2 separate regions of the Mus musculus genome follow, and region 1 is linked to region 2. The links are chromatin contacts, found by POLR2A ChIA-PET in ENCODE. All regions are on one chromosome and are shown on one strand. Each heading gives the region's core, a stretch centred on a gene start or an enhancer-like site at or near the end of the contact. The rest is flanking DNA. Distances are from core to core; before and after follow the strand shown. Region 1 holds the start of Psme4 (proteasome (prosome, macropain) activator subunit 4). Region 2 has its middle 37 kb from the start of Psme4.

The links. ChIA-PET counts read pairs that join two places held with the same protein, here RNA polymerase II (POLR2A).
Region 1: POLR2A ChIA-PET joins it to region 2 with 10 read pairs in embryonic stem cell. The contact joins the promoter of Psme4 here to the enhancer-like site in region 2. POLR2A ChIA-PET finds 5 or more read pairs at or near these places in 4 of 5 experiments (Patski and embryonic stem cell).

Annotation. Positions count from the first base shown.
Region 1 is chr11:30,770,062-30,775,142 of GRCm38, reverse strand. It overlaps Psme4 (proteasome (prosome, macropain) activator subunit 4), which reads right to left and starts at 3,368. Exons shown (of 47, transcript NM_134013.3): 1 at 2,919-3,368. The coding sequence starts at 3,160.
Region 2 is chr11:30,731,579-30,736,998 of GRCm38, reverse strand. No RefSeq gene overlaps it. Among named protein-coding and RNA genes, the nearest start is that of Psme4, 37 kb to the left of the region's middle. Within about 2 kb of position 3,405, at least 1 of the 3 ENCODE cell types and tissues checked has a DNase peak (open chromatin) inside an H3K27ac peak, as active enhancers do.

The DNA of each region.
Region 1 (5,081 bases), core at 2,119-4,618, 38 kb before region 2:
ATTCGAGCATGTAATGGCACAAGTGCACATGTAGCAAGACATATATCAGCCTTTTAAAAGTGTTCTGCCATAAGGTTTGATTATAGTAAACCTTAGACAAAGTAATGGAGATAGAGGGGGAACTCAGAAGTAAAATCAATCACAAATTTTCCAACTCACTATGGCTTGATAATTGCTGGTAAGTGGTGTTCATTATGTTATTGTCCTCTTCTATATGTTCGATATTTTCCATAATAAAAATATTCAGAGTCAACAAGATGGATCCTCAGGCAAAAGCAATTTGGCAACAACCCTAAAGACCTGGCTTTGATCCCAGGAAGCCAAGCAGGAGAGAACTGTTCCTTAGAGTTGTCCTCTGACTACCCCTACACATAAATAATAATAATAATAATAATAATAATAACAATAACAAGAATAATAATAGAGTAAAAAATATTGAAAATGTGTAAGGCAAAAAGTTTTGCATTTAAAAAAATGAGAACCAAAAATGAGGTTCTGGCACAAAGAACCAATTAGCAAGTCAAAGGTAAACTTGCTATTTCTGAATGATTAACTGCTGGCTAGCATTTGGGAGGTTAAGGCAGGGGTCGGGAGTTAAGACCAGCAAGTTTGGAACAGTTCTAGGGCTACTAGAGATCCTGTCTCAAAAGCCAGCCAGCCATGGTGTCTCATGCTGGTAATTCCATCATCGGGAAGAGCAAATGGGTAGGGCCATCCTACGGATAGTTCCAGGCCAGCCAAGCCTACCTAAAACCTTACTGGGAGGGAGAGGGTATCATAACTCCTTTTTAAATATTTAATAAGTAGCAAAATGATATAACATCAGAGCAAAAATAGTTCCCAGGAAACACTCTCATTTCATTTACAAGCAAGCAAAAGGACATGATTAAATAAGTTTCTCATATCTTCAGAATTGGTGAGGAAAAAATGAAATCTACTCCATTTCTTCTAGAACATGGCAAACATGATTACTTCAGGATTATATAGATGTTAAGCACAACACTAGGCTTTTAAACTGGGGAGGGTGAGCACAACTATACACAAACATGTCACCCTAATTCGTCTTCGAGAAGAAAACACACACCCAAGACCACAGTGTGCCCTATCAAATTCAAAGTGTCACATGGCAACGCAATTCCAAGAATTAGTTTCCAGTATTTAACCACTATTCCAAAATTAAAGTCTACATGACAGCACTTGTTGCAGGTTATTTACAGAAAACAGGAGCCACCACCATTAAGCCATCTAAACAGCAATACTGCTCTACACATCAAGCATGGTAACTCCATTATTATTTCTTGGTAATACTTGTACTTTAGGCAAAACAGCAACAAAGCCTAGTGCTAATTTACCAAACTCATTAACCAGATATTGGAAAATAAACATTTAACTGTGCTTATAAATCCAAGCTGGATGTCTTCACAAATTGGCATATACATACACATATTATACACCAAAGAAAAGTTGCATATATTCCCTGAAAACAATATTCCTTGGCAAGTCTATCAAAGTGACTAACAAACTTCATTTTTACTGTGTTCAAGTTACACAAACACCTAAGGAGAACACACAAAGTAACTCAATTTTAATCCTTTAAAAAGAGGGTTTTCTTTGATTACATTGATCTCCACATTTATGGATCCTTAATACCATAAACTTCTTTATAATCCACTCAACAGAGCTGTTAATCGTGACCACTTTATGGTCACTCTAAGAAAGACAAATTAAGTGCTTTAGTTTTGCATCTTTTAAGTAAAAGAGCTCTTTTCACTCGGTTGAAGAGTACAAAAAACTTGTCAGAAGCCCCCCAATAATTAGCACATAAAAATTATCCCGAAGAGAGATACAGCCCACTATTGTATTATAAAACCCTGAGTCATCACCCAGCTCACTCAGCAGATTCTGGGGAACACAAATGACATGCCCTGTGCAATCACTTATCGGTAACCATATGCATAAACATAGTCTTACCAAATTATATGTAGCGTACCAAACAAAACAGCAAAAATCTTATATAATAAGTTCTGCCAAAGTAAAGGCGCGCATAGAGCAAATGACCTCTCCAAACTTTTTGCTCCATCATTACTTTTCCCCCGTTCTAATTCTAATGACGCTATAATTTGCGGCTAGTGCGTACGGAAAACAAAAGAACTAACCAACTCAAAACCACACAGTCTGGCCAACAAAGCCCGGGATCAACCTAACAGCGCTCTTCACTATTTGCCTTAGAATAAGCGAAGTCGTGACCGAGGAAATGTCACAACAGGAACATACACTTTTCCTAGAATTCTAAGACAACATTCTCAACGTCTACTCAATCCGAGAATGCGCTGACTGTCCATTTGAAACGAATCGTTTCAATTAAATCCAGGAAGCCAGAACAGCAACCCAGACCCCCAAGAAACATAGTAACACAGAAAAACACACCACACACACACACACACACACACAACCTCTTACTGTCCCTACTTCCTACGGTAAGAAGTGTAAAGTGGATCGACGAGGAAGGAAAAACAAAACAAAACAACAACAAAAACAAAAAACAAACAACAAACCCAAAAAAACCACAGAAGCAAGGACAGGAGTCGCTTCCCCAAAGACCGAAGCTCTCTATCCCGCAGCTCCAAGCGCAGAACCCCAGGGAGAACCAATGGGAGCCGCTCGTCCCTATGCCCGGGTACGCCTGTGGCTCCCCAGAGCCTGGCACGTCAAGAGAAAGGACCAGAACGCTGATCGTGAGAGGCGACCGACAGGACCCAGAAGTCCCACGGAAAGCAACGAGGAGACTGGGTCTCCCCGGACTCGGCCGCGCCCCTGGAATCCTGCACCAGGTCAGCGCCGTCTGGACAGAACAGAGTTGAGCAGCACCAGCAGCGCAGACAAAGAGCCCGGCCCGCCGACGGCTTCAGCCCACTTACGTGGAGAGTTTCCGCGTCCAGAAGAGGCCCCCGGGCCACAGCTCTTGGAGCTGCACGGCCCGGCCCAGGTTGCTCTTGATCTGTGCCAGCTGCAAGTCGGACTCGGCGTCCAGCCGCTCGGCATAGGGCAGAAGCTTGTTGTACACGATCTCCTTCTGCGGGACGAAGGCCCGCGGGCCCAGTACCGGCCGCCCGCCAGGCTCGGGGGGCTCCCCGCCGCCCGCCCGCTCCGGAGCCTCCATTAGCCCGGGGCCGCCCCCGGCCCGACCCCCGGCCCCGGCCCCCGCCCCGCTGCGGGCTCAGCCTCGTCCGCGTCGCCTCGCCCTCGGCCCGACCGCTGGGCCCCCCTCCCGCCCCGGCTGCCCGGCGCGCTGCTGGACCCCGCGCGGCACCCGGTTCGTTGGCGGTGGCAGCGGCTGCTCGGCCCGGACCCCTCCGGCTCTTCTGGTGACGCTGCAGCCGCAGCGCCGGGAGGTTCCGGACCGGCCTCAAGTCACTTCCGGGGCGGGGCCACGGAGGCGGGGAGGAGGTAACCTGGCTGCTTTCTTGCAGTCAGCCGAGTTTGGTGTCAGCGACTGGGGTTGCCACGCGAGGCTGCCGGCGAGAAACAAGAGACCCTACTCTGCTCCAGCAGGATCCAGAGACACGGAATCCGACTACCTCTCCACGCTCAGTATCCTCTCTTCTGGGCCAGTTTACGGAAGAGCAGCTTGTATCCCAGCCGGGGGCGGGAGTGTGGACAGCGAAGCAGTATGAGCACAAAGAGTTCTAGGCCAACCTCTGCTTCCTACTGGCAACAGGAGACACTATCTTTAAAAAAACGTGTATGGAAGAATCTGTATACACAATAGTACCCTGTGTTCCTCTGTCCTTTTACCCCCCACCTTTCTGATATTTCCCCGTCCACCCTCCAAAAAAGTTACTCAACAAATATACTTTGTGTGTCATCTTCTCATTTAAGGTCCCTATAGAAAGTTTAAGAACGCCTAGTTCTGCCCTTAAGGACGTAGAGGCCTTTCCTGGCAACAAACTAATAAATTACAAGATAATGCATTGGTAAATACTGGATAAGTACCGAGATACCTGGGAATTCTAAATGAAGGCATATCACCTTCATAGAAGTTATTTTTAAATTAATCTGTAAGGTTGATGGCAATGTTATTTCGATAAAGAAAGGAGGAAGAAATAATTATCAGCTGACAGAAAAGACTGAGGCTGCAAGCTTGCTTTCTGATAACTCAAGATTCAGGCTGGTTAAAGATTGCTTGCCAGAAGGGAGTGAATACATGTATTGAGACTAAGAAGTAAATGCTGGAGAATTGAGATTGATCTTAAAAATAACAAGAAATTTCTAAGAGAGGACATTGTAACATGCGCCTGTCATCCCAGCATTTGGAAACTCAAGAGCAGGAGGGTTGTAGCTTAAAGCCAACCTGAGCTAAACAAAAAAACGAAACAAAACAAACTAACTAACTAACTGAAAAAACAGACAAGGATTACCAGCTGGTCTATGAGTTCTACTAGTGGTTGGCCTCTTTCCTAAGCTGAGTTCCATCCCTAGATCTTCAAGAAAATATTTTACAAAAAAAGTCACCATCTCAAAAGAGAATGTCTAAAAAACAATAAGCCTAAGGGCAGCATAATAAAATTTACTTTTGTTTCTTTTAGTTTTTGTTTTTGGTTTTGTTTTTTTGTTTGTGGTTTTTTGTTTTGTTTTAGTTTTTTTGTTTTTGTTTTTGTTTTGAGACTGGATTTTACTCTGTAGCCATGGCTATTATGAAACTGCTATGTGTTAAGACCTGTGTCTAGCCACCCATTTTGTGCTGTTACTAATATTATAAGGAAACTTTCTCATGCCCGAGTTGATGGGGCATTCTGTGTTTTGGTGTTCTTGGAAACCAACCACAATATAAGTCAGTTAGAACTGCTTTGTATAGTTAGCAGCAATAACCTTGGACTGGAACCAACCACCAGACAGCACTTCTTGCACCTGTGTATGACCTTTTATGGTTTTTGCTTTTATAAGCTGCCCCTGGAATAGACCCCAACATAAAAGAGAGGCCTACACCAATAAAAGAAGCTATTTGGAATAAGACTTCCATTTTGAGTAGAGATTGAGTAAAGTTTAACTTCCCAAGACGGCCCAGGGAACTGACATCCTAC
Region 2 (5,420 bases), core at 2,156-4,655:
ACTGCAAAGCTTCTGCAAGGCAAAAGACACCGTCAATAAGACAAAAAGACCACCAACAGATTGGGAAAGGATCTTTACCTATCCTAAATTAGATAGGGGACTAATATCCAATATATATAAAGAACTGAAAAAGGTGGACTCCAGAAAATCAAATAACCCCATTAAAAATGGGGTGCAGAGCTAAACAAAGAATTCTCACCTGAGGAATACCGAATGGCTGAGAAGTAACTGAAAAAATGTTCAACATCCTTAAGCATCAGGGAAATGCAAATCAAAACAGCCCTGAGATTTTACCTCACACCAGTCAGAATGGCTAATATCAAAAATTCAGGTGACAGCAGATGCTGGTGAGGATTTGGAGAAAGAGGAACACTCCTCCATTGTTGATGGGATTGCAAGCTTGTACAACCACTCTGGAAATCAGTCTGGTGGTTCCTCAGAAATTTGGACATAGTACTATTGGAGGATCCCTCAATACCTCTCCTGGGCATATATGCAGAAGATGTTCCAACTGGTAAGAAGGATACATCCTCCACTATGTTCATAGTAGCCTTATTTATAATAGCCAGAAGCTGGAAAGAACCCAGATGCCCCTCAACAGAGGAATGGATATAGAAAATGTGCTACATTTACACAATGGAGTAGTACTCGGCTATAAGTATTCAAGCTTAAAAATAATGAATTTATGAAATTCCTAGGCAAATGGATGGACCTGGAGGGTATCATCATGAGTGAGGTAATCCAATCACAAAAGAACTCACATGATATATACTCACTGATAAGTGGATATTAGCCCAGATACTTAGAATACCCAAGATATAAGATACAGTTTGTGAAACTCATGAAACTCAAGAATAATGAAGACCAAAGTGTGGACACTTTGCCCTTACTTAGAATTGGGAACAAAACACCCAGGAAGGAGTTATAGAGACAAAGTTTGGAGCTGAGACAAAAGGATGGACCATCTAGACACTGCCATATCCGGGGATCCATCCCATAATCAGCCTCCAAACGCTGACACCATTGCATACACTAGCAAGATTTTGCTGAAAGGACCCTGATATAGATGTCTCTTGTGAGACTATGCCGGGGCCTAGCAAACACAGAAGTGGATGCTCACAGTCAGCTATTGGATGGATCACAGGTCCCTCAATGGAGCAGCTAGAGAAAGTACCCAAGGAGCTAAAGGGATCTGCAACCCTATAGGTGGAACAACATTATGAACTAACCATTACCCCTCGGAGCTCTTCTCTCTAGCTGCATATGTATCAGAAGATGGCCTAGTCGGCCATCAGTGGAAAGAGAGGCCCATTTGTCATGCAAACTTTATATGCCTCAGTAAAGGCAAAAGCCAGGGCTAAGAAGTGGGAGTGGGTGGGTAGGGGAGTGTGTGGGGGGAGGGTATGGGGGAGTTTTGGGATAGTACTGGAAATGTAAATGAAGAAAATACCTAATTAAAAAAAAAAGAGACTAGTAGTTTGGCAATGGTGGCGCATGCCTTTAATCCCAGCACTTGGGAATCAGAGGCAGGCAGATCTTTGAGTTCGAGGCCAGCCTGATCTACAGAGTGAGTTCCAGGACAGCCCCAGGCTACACAGAGAAACCCGTCTTGAAAACAAACAAACAAACAAACAAACAAATGAACGAACAAAAAATAACAAAAAAAGAAGAGACTAGTATCATTGAGTTGAAATTTCTCCAGAAGTATTTTCTGAGAGCACAAAAAAGCTGTGTTCCAGATATAACCAAGGTTGTACCTCCCGCTGCAGCTGTAGTTGGCAATGTGTAAGAGTCATCCATGTGGTACTGGTTTTGAAGGTATGAAGGAGTCATGAAGAGTGGCTGAGGCTTGGCAAAGTGAGAGGTCATGGAAGACCATTTGTGAAGGTGCAGCCTCAGTTGCAGTTGACAGCCCAGAACTGCAGGAGTCATGCAAAGGATTTGAGGCTTGGCACCATGAAGAGAGCCTATGAGAGGCTATTAGTGAAGCCTAGTTACAGTGGAAGACAATGTATTGCAGATGCCAGTATCGTGGGATGACTATCAAGAACAGCAGCAGCAGTGGAGTGGATCAACCTGAGCTTAGAGTACTATAAAGAGCAGAGCTGGAGAAGTGACACCAGCCCTTTGGAGAAACCCAGAAGATCATGTGTGGATCCCAGACATTGAAACAAGAAGCTGTAACATTGAAGTTGCTATGGAGACCCTAAGATGTTCAAGATGCCAGAGCTGTGGGCTATCTGCTGAGGAAAGCTGCTAACAGGGTGTGGAACCAGCCCAGAGGAAAAAAGTTTGTTGCAGTCAACAAAGATAAAAAAGGAGTTGGAGCTGTGAAGATTGCTTTGACATTAGCCATGGAGATGCAGAGTTTGGAGTTTGCCTAGCTGGTTTCCTGTCTTGCTTTGGGGATTACAGTTAAGTGATTGGATGAATCTCAGAAAAGATTTTGAACTTTGGACTTTTAACATTGTTGAAACCGCTATAGATTATGGGGACTTTGGAAGTTGGGCTAAATATATTTTGCATTATGCTATGTTTAGGTATGACCCCCATAGACTCATGTGTTTGAATAAGTTTATGGGGGCCAGGGATTGAAATTTGATGATTTGTATATGTTTGGCCCAGGGAGTGGCACTATTAAAAGGTGTGGCCGTGTTAGAGTAGGTGTGTCACTGTGGCTGTGGGCTTTAAGACACTCATCCTAGCTTCCTGGATTCTGCTAGCAACCTTCAGATGAAGGTGTAGAACTCTAAGCTCCTTCTGTACTATGTCTGCCTGGATGCTGCCATGTTCCTTCCATAATGATAATGGACTGAGCCTCTGAACCTGTAAGCCAGCCCCAATTAAATGTTGTTCTTATAAGACTTGTCTTGGTCATAGTGTCTGTTTACATCATTAAAACCCTAACTAAGCCAACTAGTACCATTGTTGAAACAAACATCCGCCTGTGCCTGGATGACCTTCCTTTAAAACAGATCCCAAATAAAATGTCTGCATGATTCCAAAACCAGTTTCATAAATAAATTGGGAACTATTTAAAATCAGAGTTCAAAAGTTGTTTGAGAGTCTTATAATTTTACAACTGGGAGGTTACTGGAGTTAAACGCATAATCCTAAATTTAACCATTCGAGAATCTCTTAATAAACACTGAGAACAGACTGTTCCATGAAGACAGCCACATTGGAAATGCTCAGACAATATAAATACCCAGCCTCATGCCAGTGAGTAATGTAAAATATAAAAACTTGACCTCTCCAGAAATTCCTATCCCTTTACCCTAAAGTATTTCTGAACTTTCTTCTGGTCACATTTTCCTATTTTGAATGTGTTCAGTTGCAAGAATAACACATCTCATATGTGCTGTTCTTCTCCACTCACCAGCTCTGAACATCTTGTCACATTTCCTCCTTCCCACATCTTTCCCTTCCTCCCTCTGTCACTTTCTTTCCTTGGCTCACACAAGGACATCATTACATCTGCCCTAACAGTGTTTAGGACATAGTATCTCAAAAGGTGGTCCTTAATATTTTAAATTGAAGGAATTTGAGATAATGGCAGGTTCAGGTTCAGGTTCAGGCTCTGGACTTATTCAGAAGCTAGCTATAAAATCCTTATGAGAGAGCTGTTCATGTTATACCCACAGGAGAGGAGTGTGCTTGATTCTGGAGACGGAAGAAGTCATCCAATAGAATTCACAATGAATAGTCCTGCAAAGAACCCTTCTCACCTCTCTTTCTACTCTTAGTTTATATGATGTTTGTTTTGTCAGACTTTCCCAAAGCTTTTTTTTTTTGCCAAGAATCAGCCTCAGTTAGGTCCCTGTTGGTGAATACAAACCACTCCAAGTCAAATTGTGGTTCCAAGCTGGCAGTCTATGACAGCTCACTATAGGTAGCTCTGCTGTAGTCTGCTGGAGACAGCTTTTCAGTCTCCCCCTCCCCTCTCCCCTCCCCCTCTCTGCATTCTGCTCACTCCAAATAGCTTTTTCTTGCTATTCTAAAAACCTCTCTGGTTGAGATAGCTAGCTTTTTGCTGGAAATAGCTCTCTCTGGTTGAGACAGCTCAACATTGTAGCTAAATGAGCAGAGCTACAAAAAGGAGGTGAAGGACCATGAACATCATAAAGGCAAAGGGCAAGACTGAATCCAAATGGATGGATAGGTAGACAAGTGGATAGCATTCCTGAACAAACAAATAAATTCCTGAGCAGACAGATGGCAATCAAGTAGCCCCTACCAATAGTAAAGACTGAGTTGAGCTAAGCCTTTTGGATAGCTGGGAGTTGCCTGTTGAATATCCACACTGTGGTCAGGTAACAGGTTGGTAGCAGCCATAGTCATTTAAGTACTAAGTATGCTCATTTGTGTGGGTCCAGATGAAAGTGCTAGGGCCTTCCGTAATCTTGTATGTTTGGTAAGTTCTTGGGCTGTGGTTTGCTTTGGTTGTTGTTGTTATGGTTTTAATATGCCCAGATTGTCACATGGTCTAAATTTACTTGGATAAATTTAGAGGGTGATACCTTTCCTGCTTATAGGAATAAATTATTTATCAACATGAGACTTATGGGTGGCACTGGACACATAGAGCTTTGTGCCTACTGAAATGAAGAGTCAGTCTGTTTCTGTGTTTGAGTTAAAAATGGAGTTCAAGCTGGATGTAAAATGGAATCCCTTAAGACAGATCATAGCTTGTTTATACACCATTTTACATAAAATGGAATGACTCAGAATCGTACATATAGCCTGATCTCAAGACAACCCTTCTGCATTCGCCTTCCAAAACCTGGGATTGCACCTAGTGCTTTGACAAAAGATACAGCCTTCATTCAGATTTTTGTTTTCCTTGAAATGGCCTTATCAGCTGTGAAGGGACAGGACACAGCTTTATGTTTTCACTCTCACTAGTATGAAGTGTTTGATTAATTTTTCAGAAACCTTGACTAGTGAAAGAGTCCACGATTTGTCCATTTGTCTAAGAATTTCATAAGTTCATTGTTTTTAATAGCTGAGTAGTATTCCATTATATAAACATACCACATTTTCTATATCCATTCCTCTGTTGAAAGACATCTGGGTTCTTTCCAGCTTCTGACTATTATAAATAAGGCTGCTATGAACATAATGGAGTATGTGTCCTTATTATAAGTTGGAGCATCTTCTGGGTATATGCCCAGGAGTGGTATTGCTGGATCTTCTGCTAGTACTATGTCCAATTTTCTAAGGAACTGCCAAGCTGATTTCCAGAGTGGTTATACCAGCTTACAATCCCACCAGCAGTGGAGGAGTGTTCCTGGAAGGAAAACTAGGAAAGGGGATAACAGAAAAACCATGAATCTATTAAATGCTGCATACCTGCTTTGGCTACTAGTATTAAGTGCACAATAGTCACATAATTGGTTCATTAAAAAAAAGTCACTAGC